2 separate regions of the Mus musculus genome follow, and region 2 is linked to region 1. Evidence: chromatin loops called from intact Hi-C (ENCODE). Cell type or tissue: left cerebral cortex. All regions are shown on one strand. Each heading gives the region's core, and the rest is flanking DNA. Links, peaks and the distances in the headings are about the cores only.

Region 1 (9,159 bases), core at 178-8,177:
TACTTAGTTCTACCTATCTGAAAAGATAACTAAAGACACTCTTATTATTTCCTTGGAAAGGATAATCAATGCCAAAGTGACAGAGAAGGCATAAGAACTTTATTCACAACAGTTATGTGTAAACACATCAATATATGGATTACATAGTAATTATAAAACTTTCAACTGGGATGGTATAAATCACTCTGTAATTAAAGACTCACTACCATATTTTTTGTAAAAATGAGCATATTCTCAACAAGATGATGTAAACATATCTATAAACATTTTCAGCTGCAGTGATCGAAACTATAGAGGACAGGGTTCTACGTTTCAGTTACAAGTTCCCACCTGATGAGCTCATAACCCCCTAGAACAGTGGTTCTCAACCTTCCTAAGGCTGCAACCCTTTAACACAGTTCCTTATGTTGTGGTGACCCCCAACCACAAAATTACGTTCCTTGCTACTACTTTATAACTGCAATGTTGCTACTATTACAAATCATAATGTAAATAACTGTTTTCTGATAGTCTTAGGTGGCTCTTGTAAAACAGTCCTGAGACTTCCAAGGGGTTGCCACCCACAGGCTGAGAACCAGTGCCCTATAGTAAAACACATGCCTTCCTTGCTGAAGTCCCAATCCATGCTAAAATCCTAGACTACTATTGTCCAATTGTAACTGCAATTGTGGATATTTACATTTGAATCTCAATTTAACTTTGCAAAGAACTATAAGTCCTTTGTCTCAGCTTCACTAGTCACACTCCATGGTGACCACATAGAGTGGTAGGTACATGTCAGATAACAGCGACACAGAACATTCTAGCAAAGGAGATGCCATTGCACATTGCAGTTCTACACTTTCTAGACTGAGAATTTGATACATGAGAGTTAACGCAGAAGGGAAGGGCATCTGACCTCTTCTTTGTGCATGTTTATATTTATAAATGTGCTTTAAATGCTATCAAGGACAGAGATAATGAGGGAAATGCTATTAAGAGGTAACTCGCAGCCTAGGGAGGTTGTGAGGAGACAGCCACAAGCTAGGCCTGGTGATTTTGATGAATCTGAGTCCACTTTCTCACTCACCTGGGGCTAATAGTCCAAGCTGTGAAATCACATTAGTATCCATCATTATTATCCCTAAAATAGCAAACACCTTCTATACTGTAGCCATTTCCTGGTCTCTTTTTAGCTCACTAGTTGTAATGAAGCTGAACACTACTATTAGTCGAGGACACGAGTACACAAACTACCTACCCTCAGACTAGCTAACAGGCAGCCTCATCTCAAATGGTGTCCTCTTCTAGGTAACTCAGAGATATGAGCTGTGTTCTATTTTTATATAAGCAACGAGCATTAGTGGAAGACCCTAGGGCTAGATAAATTGTCTAATTTCAGATTTGGTTGTTTATTAGCTGTGTCACTTCTCAAGCTATGTAGCCACTGTTATATTTTATAAAAACATGTTCATAATTCTTATTTTGCAGCTTGGAAAATACAAGCATAAGTAAAAGATTCTGAACATCAGCATCCAGTAAGCACTGGATGTTGCCACCAAGCTTCCAGTGTGTGTGTGTGTGTGTGTGTGTGTGTGTGTGTGTGTGTGTGTGTGTGTGTATGTGTGTGTGTGTTTAAAGAGGTTCATCTGGGGGCTAAAGAGATAGATAGCTCAGTGGTTAAGAGCACTGGTTTGTCTTCCTCAAGATCCAAGTTTGAATCTCAGTACCCTCAGGTGTGCTTATAATTATTCATAACTTCAGTTCCAGGAGATTTAACACCCTATTCTGGCCTCCATGAACACCAGGCAAATACATGGTACACAAGTACACATGTAGGAAATACCTCTTTAAAATGCTCATCTGACCTTCATGGAGTCAATATTTAGTAACAACAGTATCACTAACAGGCACTAACTTCAGATGTTTTACAGTGCAGAAATCTGTAGTACCCTAAAAAAGGTCTTTTTTTTTTTTAAGGCAAGAAAGAAAACAAGTTGTAAAAGGTTAGGTTTGCTGATACACAGGCCTGGTATACAACATAGACCAGGAATACATCTGGCACAAGCAATTGTGGCAGAAAGACAGGCAACAGACATTAAGCTGTAGAGAAAACAGAACTAATAAGGATCCTCCAGCACTTTCTGTTGGTAGTTTACATGTGTACCATGCTCAACAGATTAATTGCTTTAAGACAGAAGGCTGGGTTGACCCCACCAGCCCCACCAATACACCTGTCGTTTTTCAGTAACCCTAAGTTTTTCTGCCACAAGTACATGTATCAACACAGCTTACATATCAACAGATACTCAGATTTTTAATTAATCAGTCCAAACTTTCTTTTAAAAAAATCATTCCATCTTCCTTGTCATAAAACCCTTTCTCTGTGTGGTGTCTTTCTTTCCAGTGCTCCTTTTAATACTGAACGATTCTACACTCATCGCCCTAGGGCAGTCAGTTACCAAAGATAGGTGGAGATGAATTTCACTGGGGATTTTAACCTTTGTTGGAGGTTCTTGATAGATCCATAGCTTTACAAAAGTGGTTTCTATGACTGTTAAAACTTGTTCTTAAAACCATACAATTGTGTCTTAAAAAAAAAAAGAGTTATCTGGATGTGGTAGCACACACCTTTGATACCAGCAATCAAACAGGCAGAGGTGGGCAGATCTATGAGTTGGAGCCCAGGGCTACACAGAGAAACCCTGTCTTTAAAAACAACAACAACAACAAAATGAGTTATAATAACAGTGGGAAACTTCAACTGAATTTTTCACCTGTTCAGCAAAGCCAAGGCTTCATTGTAATAATGAGAGCCAATTCAAAGGACTCCAGATGAAACACAGTGTAACTTTTCTTGAACGTAATAATAACATCAAGAAATAACATGCTACACTATATATAAGCAAAGGATGAGGGAGACCCTAACTCCCCAAAAAAGTCATAAAAGAGAGTCATTCTCTGTCAATGTGAACAAAATCTAGAACACTCAAGGGCACTCCCATTTTCTATCCTAACATGCTAATGAATTCACAGCAAAATCTCACTTATAAAATGCCTTAAACCCCTAAGCACAGTTGGATATTCAGTGAAGCACATTTGAATATCCACAGTGATACTAGCCCAAAGCTATTTGCTTGACTAGAATCCAAACATAGGGATTATGTAAGAAGAGCATTTCAGTTAGGGCTGGGTGATGTTTGTTTTCTAAGCTTCTGTGGGTTGAAGAAGACTGTGGACAAGGAAGAGACACCTTGCATGACAGTGACAGCAGACTCAAAATGTAGTCATTGTCATCCTAAGCAAATCATATCTTTTGAAGAACATAGGTGGTCTTGAAATGATGGCCTCATTGGTGTGAGTTGGATAGAGGCCTTGAAGTAGGAATAGTCATGGAGCTGATAAAGCTGATGCTAAAACTGCTGTGATTCTTTTTTTCAAAAAACAGAGAAGCCCAAAATAACTGTCACCAGTTCCAGATGTTTCTTCCTGTTCTTAGCAAACAATGTTTTACATACCATGACTGTTAGAATGATAAACCAACTGTTCTTTAAAACTCTCATAATTTCAACACATCTGTCTTACTGAGAACTGCTCAAAGCTTGGTGATATTATAGATGCAGCATATAACTATATGTCCTAAAATTTCCCCCAGAATGTCAAGTTCTTTTTTTTGTTGTTCTGGTTTTTGTTTTTTGTATTTTTGAGACAGGGTTTCTCTGTATAACCCTGGCTGTCCTGGAACTCACTTTGTAGACCAGGTTAGCCTTGAACTCAGAAATTTGCCTGCCTCTGCCTCCCACGTGCTGGAATTAAAGGTATGCGCCCCCAGAAGGTCAAATTCTTAACACTATCAGGCAAGTGACACATAATTAAAGAAACAACAGCACTGGGAAGGACATTTGATGGGTTTAGATGTCTTGCATTCAGTCCTGTTCTCTTAGTAATCATACTCAGATTAACATTGACACATCACTTCTCCATAAGATCTCTTGGGAAAACAGAGTCTATCTCTAGCAATAAAGAGAATGTAGGAGTTGTAGGTATGGATCTGGTCCCAAGAAAGAGCTGAACTAATAGAATCCCATATCAAAAGCAAACCTTGCCTGAAAACAGCCCAGTCTCCATGATACAAATGTGCTTTCCCCTTGGTGAGGTCAATTTGATGTTTTTCTGTGGTTTTCAGTTCACAATATCTTACCTAATTCAAACACACAGTAGGGCATGAATTTAAAAGACCATCATAAAGGTAACGTGATAATAAACAAACAAGTAATAAATCAGCATACATTGACTATGTGAAGCTTAAAATGTTTGCATGACTATGCAGCCCAAGAAATCTTTTTCTTCTCTTCATAGCTCTTTTTAGAGGATTTTCTTTGCTGTTATTGTTCTCAACTGTTCAAATTTTAGAAGCTACTCATTTGTTCTTTCCAAGAAACAGCTGAAAACATAATGCAATAATAGCTTCCACCAAAGGCGTCTGTGGCTGGCAAAGACTGGCTGCAATAGTACTTTTACGTAAAGGAGAAAAGGGCACAGAATGTCAGACCATAAGGAAGAGTTGTTTGGAACATAAGGTTAGCCTACAGGAGACAACAACTATGTTCATCCCCTCACAGCTTCTATGACTAGACAGAAGTGTACCTGTGCAATGGGATATGATCCACTGTGTACACTAGATCTATGTCCAGGCTCAAGTAATGGCAACAAATGGTTCCACTATTCCCACTCTCTATGAGAGAGATGCTGCTCCTATTCAAGACAGCTCTTGCTTTGGCCAATATTTATAACATAAAACTAGCTTTTTCTCTGGGAAAAACATATTCTAATGCCCAGTCAGCACAGTCAGCCCCACTCATCTTGGCAGTAGAAAGTTCTAGAAAGCTTGTGTTCCCTTATCATTATGTAAAAGCCAAAGGCTACGATGCTGCTATGCCTCTGATGTCTTGATCATGGATCAATTCATTGGATATTCTGGAAAGAAGTCAAATGTCTAGCAATGTACAAAAGAAAATAAAAAAGCCAACACTAAGGTATCAGCATAATCTTGCTTTGGGAGTTTTCATCAAAGAAACAACACCACAAGAAAATCATGAAAAATCCAAAATACTGACATGAAAGAAGTTGGGATTAATAATGGGACTACAAATGTAAGTGTAAGAGATTTTAGAAACACATCTTGCTCAGAGCTAAGAGGCATTAATCAGAGAGCTGTCATGTAGGAGTTAAGCTTTTCTGTAAGGTGGTATCTCTGCCTATAGATTAGTAGAGCTCTCAGACATCATCACAGAAGTTTCTTTGTACTCTGTGGTTAAAATAGAAGTTCACAGCTAGTCACTGTGGACAGAATAAGTGTGGGTGTGATGATGAGCCACAAATGAGACATCTATAACATACCCTCTCCACCAAGGCACAGGGACCATCTGGAAGCAGGGGAAAAACATTGTATAAACCACAGGTTGAAGAAATCCAAAGCAAAACAATGTCTTCTGGATATCACAGGACCACCGGACTCACTAACTCACAACAGCTCTGGTTGTCTGCAGAAGACTTGCACAACATCAAGCCAATCAGCCTTTCAGCATGGAAGAGAAAGGGGCCCACACTCCCAACTCAGAGTAACTATTGGCAGTTGGGCTCTTGGGATGAAAAACTTTAAGGGTGTGACTCCTTCTTTGAAGTACCTCACAAGCTCCAGTGGATGCCCCCAACCCATGAATGTTTAGGAAGAAAAACTGACTTGGTGGTTTATAGGAAAAAGAAAACAAAGGGAAACATGAAACTGGGGACAGGTTAGGAGGTAGAGCTGGGGCTCAGAGGGTTTAGGGGAAGACGGGAAGTGAATATAACCAAAATACATTGAATTGTGAATAATGAAGAGTTATGAAAGCCTTAAGTAATTAATAAGAACACTATATGTATATATACACACACTATTTCCCTCTCTATATATATGTATGTGTATGGTTCCTAACATCTGGAGATGCACAGATTGACATTCACAAAAAAGCAAGAGGTCCTTTGATCTTTCGGTTCACTATTGCAGCTCTAGTAAGCAGTTAGGCAGGATTTGTCACTTAGTTTGATGTTACTGGGTATTTGTTGAAGAAGTATCTGACAGTATTCTGGCATTGGTTGCAAAGACTAAGGAATAAATTCAGTGACTAGTTGAGAGTGGAATTCATCTGCCAGATAGCCAGGAAATCCAGACATTGATTTGAAGAATACATGAGGCTGAGAAGAGGTATTGGGCAAACTAATTTTGTGCAAATGAACTACAGAAATTGACCAGCACATACAAAGTCAAAGAGTGCAAAGGAAACAGCAAGAGGGCATAGCACACTGAAGGGTAGATTGGCCAATATATGCAACAGGTACACCCACCATGTAATGCCCAGGGCCTCCCTGACCCCTTGTTTTGCTTTCTCCTGGAGCAGCTGAACTGTTGGAGAAATCACAGTGGTGTTTATAGAGGGGAAGCCATCTGGAAACACAATCAGAGTCCTGAGCCTCAGGGAATTATTGGACCCATCTGAGCATGAAGGGAACATTTGTACCCAGAGCTTTGGTTGTGGCATGACCTTAGCTCCATGCAGATATAATTTTGCTCTTTTCATGTAACTAAATCAGCTATAGCCATTTCCACCAGCCCCAGCTTAGATAATGGCCATCTAAGAACACAAACTATAAAAAAAACAGGTACCAAAAACACCCAAGAGCTATGATCATCCCCTAGATTATTTCCCAAAGACAAATATTTCACCTACTGATGGAAATCGTTTCCTTATGGAAAGTCTATGTGAGGGACTCACAAAACGTCTAATGTCATAAAGACATTTTATACATAGAATGATTTTTAACATGAAACCCTATCGAAAGGACCTGTATGTCTCTTCGAAAACAATTGACAACTCACCAACTTTGGACCTCCCTGGCCTTGCCACATCCATGACAACAAACTTGGTGAAAGGAGCCTTCACAGATTCAATTCACTCTGAGCTTGAATGAATTGTAGATTTCCCAGTTTTCAAAATCCAATTTCCTGCTGGCCACAGAGAGATTCCTTTGAGACATCCTCTCATCTCTTTAAACTATGAGCTAAAACTATTTGACTGACTGAATCCATCAGAGTAAGCTTACATCCTTAGTATGTTAAAAATGTAGGCCAGTCTAGGCAGTGAGGTTCTCACAACTGACCATAAACACTGGTCATCTCTTTGGAAATGATCACACAATGTGTTCAATGAAACAATGAAGGGCACTCTTCTAAAAATCAGACAATCAAATAAAATAATAAAGGTTGTAGAAAAAAATAAGAGCAGACTTTTTTTCTTGTTTCTTAATTGTTCATCATTTAACAAGTGAGCTCGTGTCTCTAGCTGCATACATAGCAGAAGATGGCCTAGCCGGCCATCATTGGGAAGAGAGTCCCCTTGGTCTTGCAAACTTTATATGCCCCAGTACTGGGGAATGCCAGGGCCAAGAAGTAGGAGTGGGTGGGGAGGGGAGCAGGGTGGGGAGAGGGTATAGGGAACTTTCGGGATAGCATGTAAAGAAAATATCTAATAAAATAAAAAAATTCAAGCTATCTAAACTCTGCATGATATGGAAACAAGTGTATTCAGCTTATCAACTGATATGCAAAGGTCCTGCTATTTCTTTATCAGTTAAATTTAACTATGTGCTCCACATTATTTTGTAGAGAAAAAATGGTGTCACATCACTAAATGAAGAAACATCAAACCCATTTTCCCTTTTGATGATTGAGGATGATATGAAAGTTTTAGCTAAAATGACAATTAATCTCCCATGGCAAATGCCCTAGAAGCTTATCCACTTAGAACTAAAATGACCAAAACGCTATAAGGAGACTATCCTACAATTATTTCCAGGTAGAATATCCATCACTCTAAAACCATTACCTACCACAGAACCTTAGGCTCTTAGCAAGAGAGTCCAATTACAAAAGCAATTAGCTCCACATTCCATATAGAGTCTCATTGTTGTGATCCTTGAAACTAGAAAGACCAAAAATATACTCCAGCAAACAGCCAACAAACCCACAAACTGAGGGTATCCCCAGGCACTTAGCCTATTTTTTAGGTCATTGTTGGTATAGATCAGTGAACAATTTCCTTTACAGTGGGTTTCTAAAACAATCAAATTAAGAGAGTATACTAATTTGCATCAGGCTGAGCTTCATAGAACTAAAGCAAAGCCAACTTAAGCATAATAAAGCTACAATCTCTCCCATATGAAAACTAATCCAGAAGGATATAGGGCTAAAATGGGACCTGCTCATCATCAGCGACACAAACCCTTTCTATTCTCTTCAGTCAGCTTGTGGATCAAGATTGTGATTGAGAAGAGATCTACCAGGTGACTGACCATAACAGATCATAAAGAAGATAAGATGAGAGGTGAATTCTAGCCCTCAATGGCAAATCCTCTCCCTTGGGAGACTTCCCAGTAATTTCACACTAAATCCTATTTGCATCTCATTGAATGGAGTTTTATGGTTTCGCCTAACTATGATACTAGTCAGTATCACTTTTCATCCCAGATGGCCATGTGCACAGCTTAAAAATAGGATTCTATCTCTAGGGAAAATACACAGTGTGTGGGTTAGGAGAGTGAACCAGCATTCTATGACTGGTTCTATGACAAAGCAACCTTCTCTCCTTTCCTCCCTCTCCATCTCTTTCCCTCTCCTTTTGTGTCTCTACCCTTCTTCCTCCTCTTCTGTCTGCCCTGTTTACCTCTCCTTTTCTACCTTTGTTCTTCTTGTGATGACAATTTCTATGACAAAGAAACCTTCTCTCCTTTCCTCCCTCTCCATCTATCCTCTCTTTCCCTCTCCTTTTGTCTCTCTACCCTCTTCCTCCTTTTCAGTCTGCTCTGTTTACCTCTCCTTTGCTACCTTTGTCATTCTTGTGATGACAATTCCTTTCTGTGTCTCTTCTTTATCTTTGACAATTTTCTAGCATTTCTATGCCTTGGTCTCTTGGCTCAAAAGATTAAAATAATAAGAACTCTAGCCCTGGACTACTAGGAAGCTAAATAGATTCATATTGTAGCATATACTATTTTAATCTCCCTGACCAATTATTCTCCTTTTGTGTCATATGAATAAATTTCCATCTTTCAAAAACTATCAGCTAGCAAAAGATAAATATG
Region 2 (9,159 bases), core at 154-8,153, 130 kb after region 1:
TTAGAGAGACTGAACACTGAAAGAGACTTTAGGTGTTTTAAAGAGGCTGAACTTTTAACTTTTAATTTTAAGTTACTAATGTTCATATTGGGATTATCAGTGTTAATGTGACATCATGGGGACAAATGAGAAAGGAAAGGTTCTGGTTGAATAATGATGTGGTAGTATGTTAAGCCAATGGGGTGTATGGTGCTGACTAGTTTTATATCAACTCAATACGAGTTAGAGTCCTATATTTGGAAAGAAGAAACTTCAATCAAGAAAATGCCTCCACCAAATTGGCCTGTAAGGCATTTCTTGACTGGTGATGGATATAGGAGGCCCCGCCCATTGTGAGGGCTGCTACATCTGGATAGGTGGTCCTTCACTCTATTGTTAAATCAGAATGAGCAAGTTACAGAGAACAAGCCAGTAAGGAACACTCCTCCATGTCCTTTGCATCTGTTTCTCCCTCTAGTCTCCTGTTCTGCCTAAGTCCCTGTCATGCCTTCCCTGAATATTGGACTATACACTAGACAATAAAATAAACTCATAGTGTTTTAACACAGCACTAGTTGAGGTTAACTTACACATCATGTATGAAACTCAAAAAAGAAAAAACTTTAGAGTAAAAGTTATCATTTTAACAACTATGAAAATAAATTAGAACAATAGTAGTCCAATGTGCTGTGGATAATTAGAACTCATCTTCTATCTACCTGTGTCAGAGCAGTCACTGATCACACAAGGGCAAAGTCACATTTTCTCAGACTTACTCAATGTGTGGTTGGCTAGTATTCTTTGGAGGACTTTACCTCCTGTCTCCTTTATCTAGCCTAACTGCTAATAATCACTATTCAACATTCAGATCTACATATTAAACATGTGGCATTGTCTTTCTGTATTGAGTTTATTTCAGGCTAGTATATCATGTGTGAAGAACTAATAAAAAAGGATCTAAAAGAATTCTAAACATTAATAAATTGAAAATAATTGAAATCGCTAATTGCCTGATTTGATTAGTACACACTTAAACACATGTTGAAACATCATATTGTAATCTCTAAATATCTTCAATTTTACATGTTAATTGAGAACATGCAGAAATTAACAAACATGTTCATTTAAGACAAAGATTCCTGAGAGATGGTTCAGAGAGTACAGATATTTATACACATGTGGACTGAAGTTTGAGCCCTGATCCTTCCCACAAGGTAAAAATGTACACACACACACACAGACACACACACACACACACACACACACACACACACACATTATACCTGTTTTTGCTATTGAGTTCAGTCCACTATCCATGTAGTTTATGAGTCACTGTGTCTTGTTATCCATCTAAATGTATAGTCAATAATGAAAGTTTTAGTGTTCCATGAGCCAATATTCAAGGCTGCAAGTATAATTTAAAGATATCAAGATTGAATAAGGAATTAAAATACAGAGACTACATAAGAACAATTAACTATTTCTTAGATGAACTTACTCATTGATCCAGAGTAATTATGTGCAAACAATATGATGATGGAACCCTTCGTACTCTCTGCCTACTGTAGGACTAGTAAACTAATAGAAATAGTGGGGTTTGGTAGTAAGCAGAGGATGCCCAATGACTACATTAACACAGACAAGAAACATGCAAATGAGAAATAAAGGCAGTGACAGATGCCTGATATTCAGGAGCCGTCGGGAGCCCATTCTTTGAAGGGACAGGCATTGTTTTAGTCAGTTTCCCATTGCTTTGACAAAATGTCCAAAAAATCAAAATGGTTTCTTTTGAATCACAGTTGAGTCTGTTAGGGGAGCTTTTAGTCTAATGTTCAGGCTCTACTGTTTGTGGCCTATGCTGCCACAGTACCTCATAGTACACAGAGGCTGTCTTTCTATTCACTAATACTGGGGAAGCAGGGAGAAGACAATGCATGGTCCCATTATCAGCTTCAAAGCGCTATCCACACTGATGTTACACTCAGTCCCTTTTCCTAAAGAGTTTACCACCTCCCAATAGCACCACAGATTGGCAGACAAAACTCTGTACACTTGGGCCTTTGGAGGGCCTAGGAAGGATTCTTACCCAAATCATAGAGAGGTAAAGGGAAATCTCGGGCTAATGTAAATACTCATAGAAAATCAGTGACATGCCAGAATAAGCAGAGGTAAAACTAGTTACAGGTTAATTCTTCCGTATAGAGTTTTGAGACGGTGCCACAGAAGAGACTGCCAGATGACAAGACTGCACCTCAAGCTAGTGAGCGTAAACTTCAATCCCAAGGCTCTGCAGGGTCTTAGGCAGGGAAGTAACTAATGAGGTGTGACACTAAAAGACATGGGATGGAAGGTTTCAAAGGGAGGTAAAGGGCAGAAGATGATTTAGGAACCTTTGCTGAGTGCAGAGAGTAAATGGAGTCCTACTCTGGCAATGAAGACTGTTTAATGAGGACTGATGCTTCTGAGAAATGGAAAGTGCTATGTAGGGATCTAGACATTTCCTCAATGAACCACATGGGCAACAGCGCAGCTTTTATGCTAATAACAGTGAGAGGAAGGATAAAGACATATTTTAAGTTGCATCATATTGTTTCCTTATTTTGGGGGTGGGGTGGGGAGTGGTACCAGGGATGGTGCCTGGGGACTCAAGCTTACTGGGCAAGTACTCTGTGGCTGCGTCATCCCCCCAGACTCGCTCTTTATTTTTGACAACTACCTATTATTACATACAAAGCTGTCCAGTGATGGAAAATATTTTTAAATTGACTTTGTGAAGGAATTCCGGGAAACAACGTTAGAGACCCAACACACACACACACACACACACACACACACACACACACACACACACACACACACACACACACAAAGCTGGGAAGGAAGTTGGGATGGAGAGTCAATGTTTCCAACCCAGATTAAACAAGCTCCTGGGTTGTGAGTAAAGCAATTAAAAGAAGGAAGATTCGGTGCTGCTGCTTCAGTGTTCAAAGGAGAGTAAGGCAGCAAGGAAAGGTGTCAAAGTGGATTGCACATCTTTCAATTTCGTGAGGAGAAAGAGGTGATGCTCATCCGAGGGACAAGGGTCAAGACCAAGGGTAACTAGGTGGGACATGTTGCTCTCACACACCAACAGTTCAAAGGCTAGAAAAGAAGAAAGATGACAATCTCAAACAATAATATAGGTTTCATAGAAACCACCAAATCTGCCAAGACAAATGTGTGTACCAAAAAAGGGGGGCAGATGAATTAGAAATTATGCATAACTTCTATGTAAAAGCTTGCAGAATGAAAACTATTTTCATGACTCTCAAAAGCAGCAGCAGATGTAGACATATAGAATCATAATAATCTATAGAAAACCAGCCAAGATCTAATGCTTTGGATATAATAAACACGGTTGTAATTCTGAGGTTTTCTTTTTTTTAACTCCATACACAAATATAGAAAAAAAAAAAGAGCCAGAATCCACTTTTCAAGGAAAAAAAAAAACTGGCACAGTTTCCTAAACAGAAGCCCCACTTACACCAAATCTGGCACTGCTGGGCGCCAGACATCCACAGCAGGCACCAGACGGAGGAGCGCCTATTGCTAGCTTCACAGATTGCTGTCTGGTTGCAATTTCTAGTCATATGTGATTTGGTGGAGCAGAGAACACCCCCTACCACCACACCCTGCCACCTTCTCTCTATCAGTTCTACATCTCTCGGCTCCATCCAACAAAATAAACATATTTGCCCACAGAGATCAGCCCCAGGTAGTACTTCTCCCTGTTCATATAGAGCCTTCCTTGACTCCTGTGAACTGCTTTGCTAAAGGGGTGGTTTTGTTTACAAATTGTTGAGCAATCAAAAGCTAAAACAAAGGAGATGAGAAGAGCCACATCGCAGCTGCCATCCTTGCATCTGGCTTCTACAGCTTGGCCCTACTCATTTTTACTGGAGTTGCTGGCTTCCTTTTGGTTTTGGAATTAGTGCTCATAGCATTTTAACGTGTCCCCTGTTTCTTCTTAAAGGTTTATGTTTTCCCTCCAATGTTTATGCCACTCCTACTATGTGTCAGTCATTTTGATATTTTTTATATAAGCAATTTCCTAAAAATACTAAAACCAGCAGGAGGATTGGTTACTGAAAGCATCAAGTCATTAAAATGCACATTGGTATACGCAGCAATGGAAATATGAAGCAAGTGTTACAGAAAATACCAAAAGCAAGAAACTGGATGTATCAGTCATTTATTAGATGCTTTTGAACATTTAACACATGGGCACAAAACTAGATGCATTTAGACAACTTTCCATAGTACAGTACATATACAAACACAGGCAACATATAGCTCTTATAACTGTAAGAAAAAATATATACATATATATCCTAAGAAAGGATATATGCGTGTGTGTGTGTATTTGTATATATACCCTTGTCATACTAAATCACCAAACCCACAAAAAATAAGACTCAATTAACAACGGCAACAACAAAATGTACTTAAAAATCACAAACCTAGAATCTGAAACATAACCTGTTATAGTCCACAATTTTTTTTATTGATTGTATTTGTTCTTAGACATTTTCATCATGTATCTGATGTATTTTGATTACACAACTACATAAACACACACACACACACACACACACACTGCTGTCTTATCTCCTTTCTATCCTGTCAACCATCTCTTCATGCTGACACAGATCACACTGTCTGTGGCTCATGTTCAGGTGTTTGTGCCCCAGCAGCAGGTATCTCAAAAGCATCCTCCATTTGGCTTTGGAATGGGAGAGGGAGAGCATTGTAACTGAGGCCTTTGTAAGAATTAGGTGACAACTTTATGTTGCCAAATGTCTATACTAGGCACTGTGTTAGGATTTGAATCTCCAATGGCCTCCAGATGCCCTTGATGTGAAATCATGTTCCCCAGCTAAGGCCCTGTGTCATGAGGCTGTAGAAGCTTTAGAGACGGGGTCCAATGGATAGAAGTGGGCCTCTGAAGGTTGGGAATAGCACTTTTGTTCCTTTGTTCCCCCATGATGTGAGATGTGGTCAGCACACATGCCTGCCACCATGATCACTGCTGGGTCTAACTGGCCATGGTGGCTGAAACCATTAACTACAGTAAACCCTTCCTCCCTTAATTAAAGTCTGACAAATGTTTTAGTCATAGAGACAATACGTGTTATCAGAAATGAGAATTGACCACCAAAATGCCAATCTCTTCTCCCCGTCCTCCTTCAGAGTGCACTGCTTTCCACATCTCAATTTGAGAGCTTCTTTCAGGCTGAAAAGCTTCTGAGAAAGGAAGACAAATGGAGACACCACACCACAAATAGAGAATGACTACGTACCATCTACTGTCCCTTTTATTTTCTGAGTGTTCCTCTCTTTTCAGCAAATGAAATTGCAAAGAAGACAGGGCAATGATATTATTTTAAGGCACTGAAGGCACTTCTTATTTCTCCAACTTTTAGGCAATAACCTAGCAAGAATATCAAAGAAGAAACAATATCTAGAACTACAGTTCACACTAGAGAAGATATATTTAACCAATCTGACCAAGTTTTATAATTACTACAGACAACAGTTCATAAGGAAAAAATATCAACTATCAATCACAGAAAATTAATCAAACCATGTTCAAACCATGATTCAAGTCGTAGAAGTTTTACCAGGTCATCCACATGTACATATTCTTTCTTAGAATAATCATTCCTTCCTTAAGCAAGGTCATTAAGGACAACTGGTTGAAATAGCCATGCCCCCCACACAAATATAAATAGAAAGAACTACATATATACTCTAAGAAAATTTTCATTGTAGAAAAGTTTTTACTAAACAAGTTTTTGTCTTATTTTCATGATTATTCTTTTTTCTTGATATACAAATACTCAATCTAGACTATTCTGAGAGTACATTCTCTCTATATGAATGCTTATTGCTACTGGTCTTATTGTCTTAGTTCAGTATCTTACTATTCGGCCCAAGTTGGCCAAAAACCCCCTCTTCCTTTGGCTCCTTAGAGCTAAAATTACAGGCATGTGCTGCCATGTTTGACAACGTAAAGGGTTGTTCATAAAACTATTATACACACATCTCTTCATAAAGATTTCTAGTTGGTTATGGCTAGGATTTGTTTCTCTCTCCACTAGCATTATTTTTTTCTGAGAGATAAAATTAATCTAGCAATTGTATATAATGACTATCACAGAAAGTAAAGACTTGGGTTGTAACAAAGAAACCTGGATGCAGACATTTTGGACTTCTTTGGAAGACACACTATCTGTGGGGCAGTATGTTGCTGAAGTGAAGCATGAAGCACCTTAGGCATTCAGTAGCTCTGAGTGACTTTAGTGCATTAGAGAATTCATATCTAAATGGTATGCCTGAACCAAAAGAAAACAGACTCTACACCATGCATGGCCCTGGTCAACCTAGTCTGAAACAAGAACTAAACACTAGTTCGTGATGGAAGGTCCTCATTCATAATGTGCATATTGCTCTGTTAATAGTATATGACAAAAGAGATTAAACTCAAACACAATTTAAGATAAAGAATGTGGGTCTTACAGTTCTGTCTAAAACTAGATTAATTTTCTGAGGAGCTCACTACACACACACATACATACAGATGCAGAGAGAGAGAGAGAGAGAGAGAGAGAGAGAGAGAGAGAGAGAGAGAGAGAGAGAGAGAGAGTATTCTCTGCAGCATAATATCTGTTAAAATAAAGGATGTAAATAATCATGTTTCTAAGACACTAGAGGCATTTTCATTTTTTTTTTCTGAGAGAAAAAGATTTTATGCCTTAACTAAACTAGAATAAAAATGTCTCAATCCACACACACCCATGCATAAGCCTCAAGGACACATTAAGCACAGCGTCATACACAGTAACCATGGCAATCAGTTGCCAGACTGCTAATTCCCAACTATGGGTTTGCAAACACGTGGGTTATTCCCAGGCACAGGTAAAGGGATTGCCAAATAAGGACAAGGCCCTGGGCCTGGATCTCTTCATCCATGTAAGCACAAGGAAAGGGGGACACACAGATCTCTGGAGCTCACTAAACAGCCAGCATTGTCAATCAGTGTTTTCCAGGTTCAGAGAGAACACCCCACCCCCATCTCTTCTTTCTTTTTCTTTTTTTTTTTTTTTAGATTTATTTATTATTATATGTAAGTACACTGTAGCTGTCTTCAGACACTCCAGAAGAGGGAGTCAGATCTCGTTATGGATGGTTGTAAGCCACCATGTGGTTGCTGGGATTTGAACTCTGGACCTTTGGAAGAGCAGTTGGGTGCTCTTACCCACTGAGTCATCTCAACCCCCAATCTCAAAAACAGAAAATTAATGAAGACACCGAAGTTCTGCCTCTAGCCTCTCAGGTATGTACATGCACATGCGCATGTATCTACATGCAAACAAATACACACAGACTCTGTAAGCATGTACACATCAAAAATGAACTCAAAAGAGAGGAAGGAGGGTATGTGGAAAGATATGGGCCATATGTAATTATAATCTTAAACCACAAAAGTATTAAAGACAAATAATAGTAATACAGAAGAAGGCAATGAAAATGGCACCAGCATCAATAACAGCAAACCCAAATATGACACAGCTCCCATGATGCTTTGTTGCAGCATTTTGGGGGACAGCAGCCAAACACCATCACTAAAAGTGAAATCGATGTTTCTCTTGTTTGAGAATAGGTATGGATGTATAGTTTTAATTGCACGGGATGATAGGCTTGCAAACGAGAAGATATCCTGGCACTCAGCAGACGTCCACATCTGTAAGACTGGAGCAGAGACAATTGAAAGTACACACGGGCAAGGAAGACATTGATCTTCAGATCTCCATGTCCCTGTCTCTTCGCACTTCCCTAATCTACCAGGTCCCCATGCTGACACAACCTTCCTTACCATCAACACTTATTTCCCTTCCTATTTCCTTTAACAGAGTCAGAGAGTAGGGCATACCAACAACCAAAGGTAAATACAGAGGTGATTTTATTGACAGTTCAGCCACAAGCAATCAGGATTAGCTTGAGCGTCTTCACGACTCTGCACGACATTTTCTAAATAATGCACACAACCAGAAGACCAAGCCAAACACTCTTCTTCTAACATTTCCTGAATCATAAAGTCAACAACTTCTCATTTTAACTTAAATAGTTGATACCGGTTTTATGTAGGATCTTCAGCTGACTGTGGCCCAGTTTGGTTAGAGTTGCCAGACTCTAAGGTTTTACCCTAAAGATGAGGTTACACAGTAGTCTCCTGAGCATCTCAATAAAACTCTAACCTTACATGAGTTAAGGACTAGCTGATAAAAAACCTAATGTGTACATGGAAGCAAATTTAGAGTCCAAATCTTATTGCTTACCCCTCCCTGTGGGATGAAAAATGTTTGCAGATGTTGAAATGATATGACAGAGAAACTCCGCAACCTTTAGAACCAGGGAATCTGCTATCACAAGCACATACTGTTCATATCAAGCGTTACCTCTCTTCGCAGAAATGCATGGAAGGGGAATGGGAGCAACATCGTCATAAATGCCGTGCAAGGATGCTTGACAATTGTTGTGCAACTAAAAAGTGACCAAAGCACAAACAAACACACAAACTCATGTCACTAGAGCTGAGTCAAATTTGAAGCACTACAATGACAACAACCTATGGGGACTGGCAGGTGGTTGTCAAAAGGACCCCTCTTATATGTGGTAGTCTGAGGGCAGTCTGTCCCAGAAATACAGACATGGCCTAAACTATCTCTGTTATGAAATGATCTGTTATAAAGAATCGATGGAGGCTTTAACAATGCAATTGATGCCTGATAACAATAACTACGAAAACTTCTACAACCTGGGAAGAACAATGATATATTATATTTAATAAAGTTAAAATCACCATCTTAAAACTTTGTGTTTGATTTAAAATCCTAAATAGCTATGACTTTGTAAGGATGACTGTATAAAATGATAAAAACTCATATGTGCACTGAAGCCTCATCATTCTTTGAGTTCTTAGTTACCAGGGAAGCGCCCACCCAAGCCACTCTGAGACATGGCCTCACACACTTTGTCATGTTCACCCAACTTGTTCCTAATAGCCAAGCTATAAAAATAACCCAGTGTGGTCAAGCTGATGAATGAATTAAGAAGCTTTATTGTGTTTATATGTGCCAA

What was found. Hi-C counts contacts between places; a loop is a spot of excess contacts. Peaks named below come from ENCODE experiments on the same cell type or tissue, not always from the same donor. Only the 100,000 strongest peaks of a DNase experiment are listed, where the experiment ranks them.
Region 2: a loop joins it to region 1, with 2.4 times the contacts of the local background. A loop is called at or near these places in 2 of 42 quality-filtered maps.

Annotation. Positions count from the first base shown.
Region 1 is chr8:32,655,149-32,664,307 of GRCm38, forward strand. It overlaps a transcript of Nrg1 not described here. Among named protein-coding and RNA genes, the nearest start is that of Gm39155, 87 kb to the right of the region's middle. In left cerebral cortex, for the core only: a CTCF peak has its summit at 4,442; DNase peaks (open chromatin) are centred at 4,375 and 5,339; H3K27ac peaks cover 888 bases.
Region 2 is chr8:32,789,465-32,798,623 of GRCm38, forward strand. The region is part of intron 2 of Gm39155 (a long non-coding RNA gene); the gene reads left to right. It also overlaps a transcript of Nrg1 not described here. Among named protein-coding and RNA genes, the nearest start is that of Gm39155, 47 kb to the left of the region's middle. In left cerebral cortex, for the core only: no CTCF peak of the experiment used is centred there; DNase peaks (open chromatin) are centred at 3,558 and 6,876; H3K27ac peaks cover 247 bases.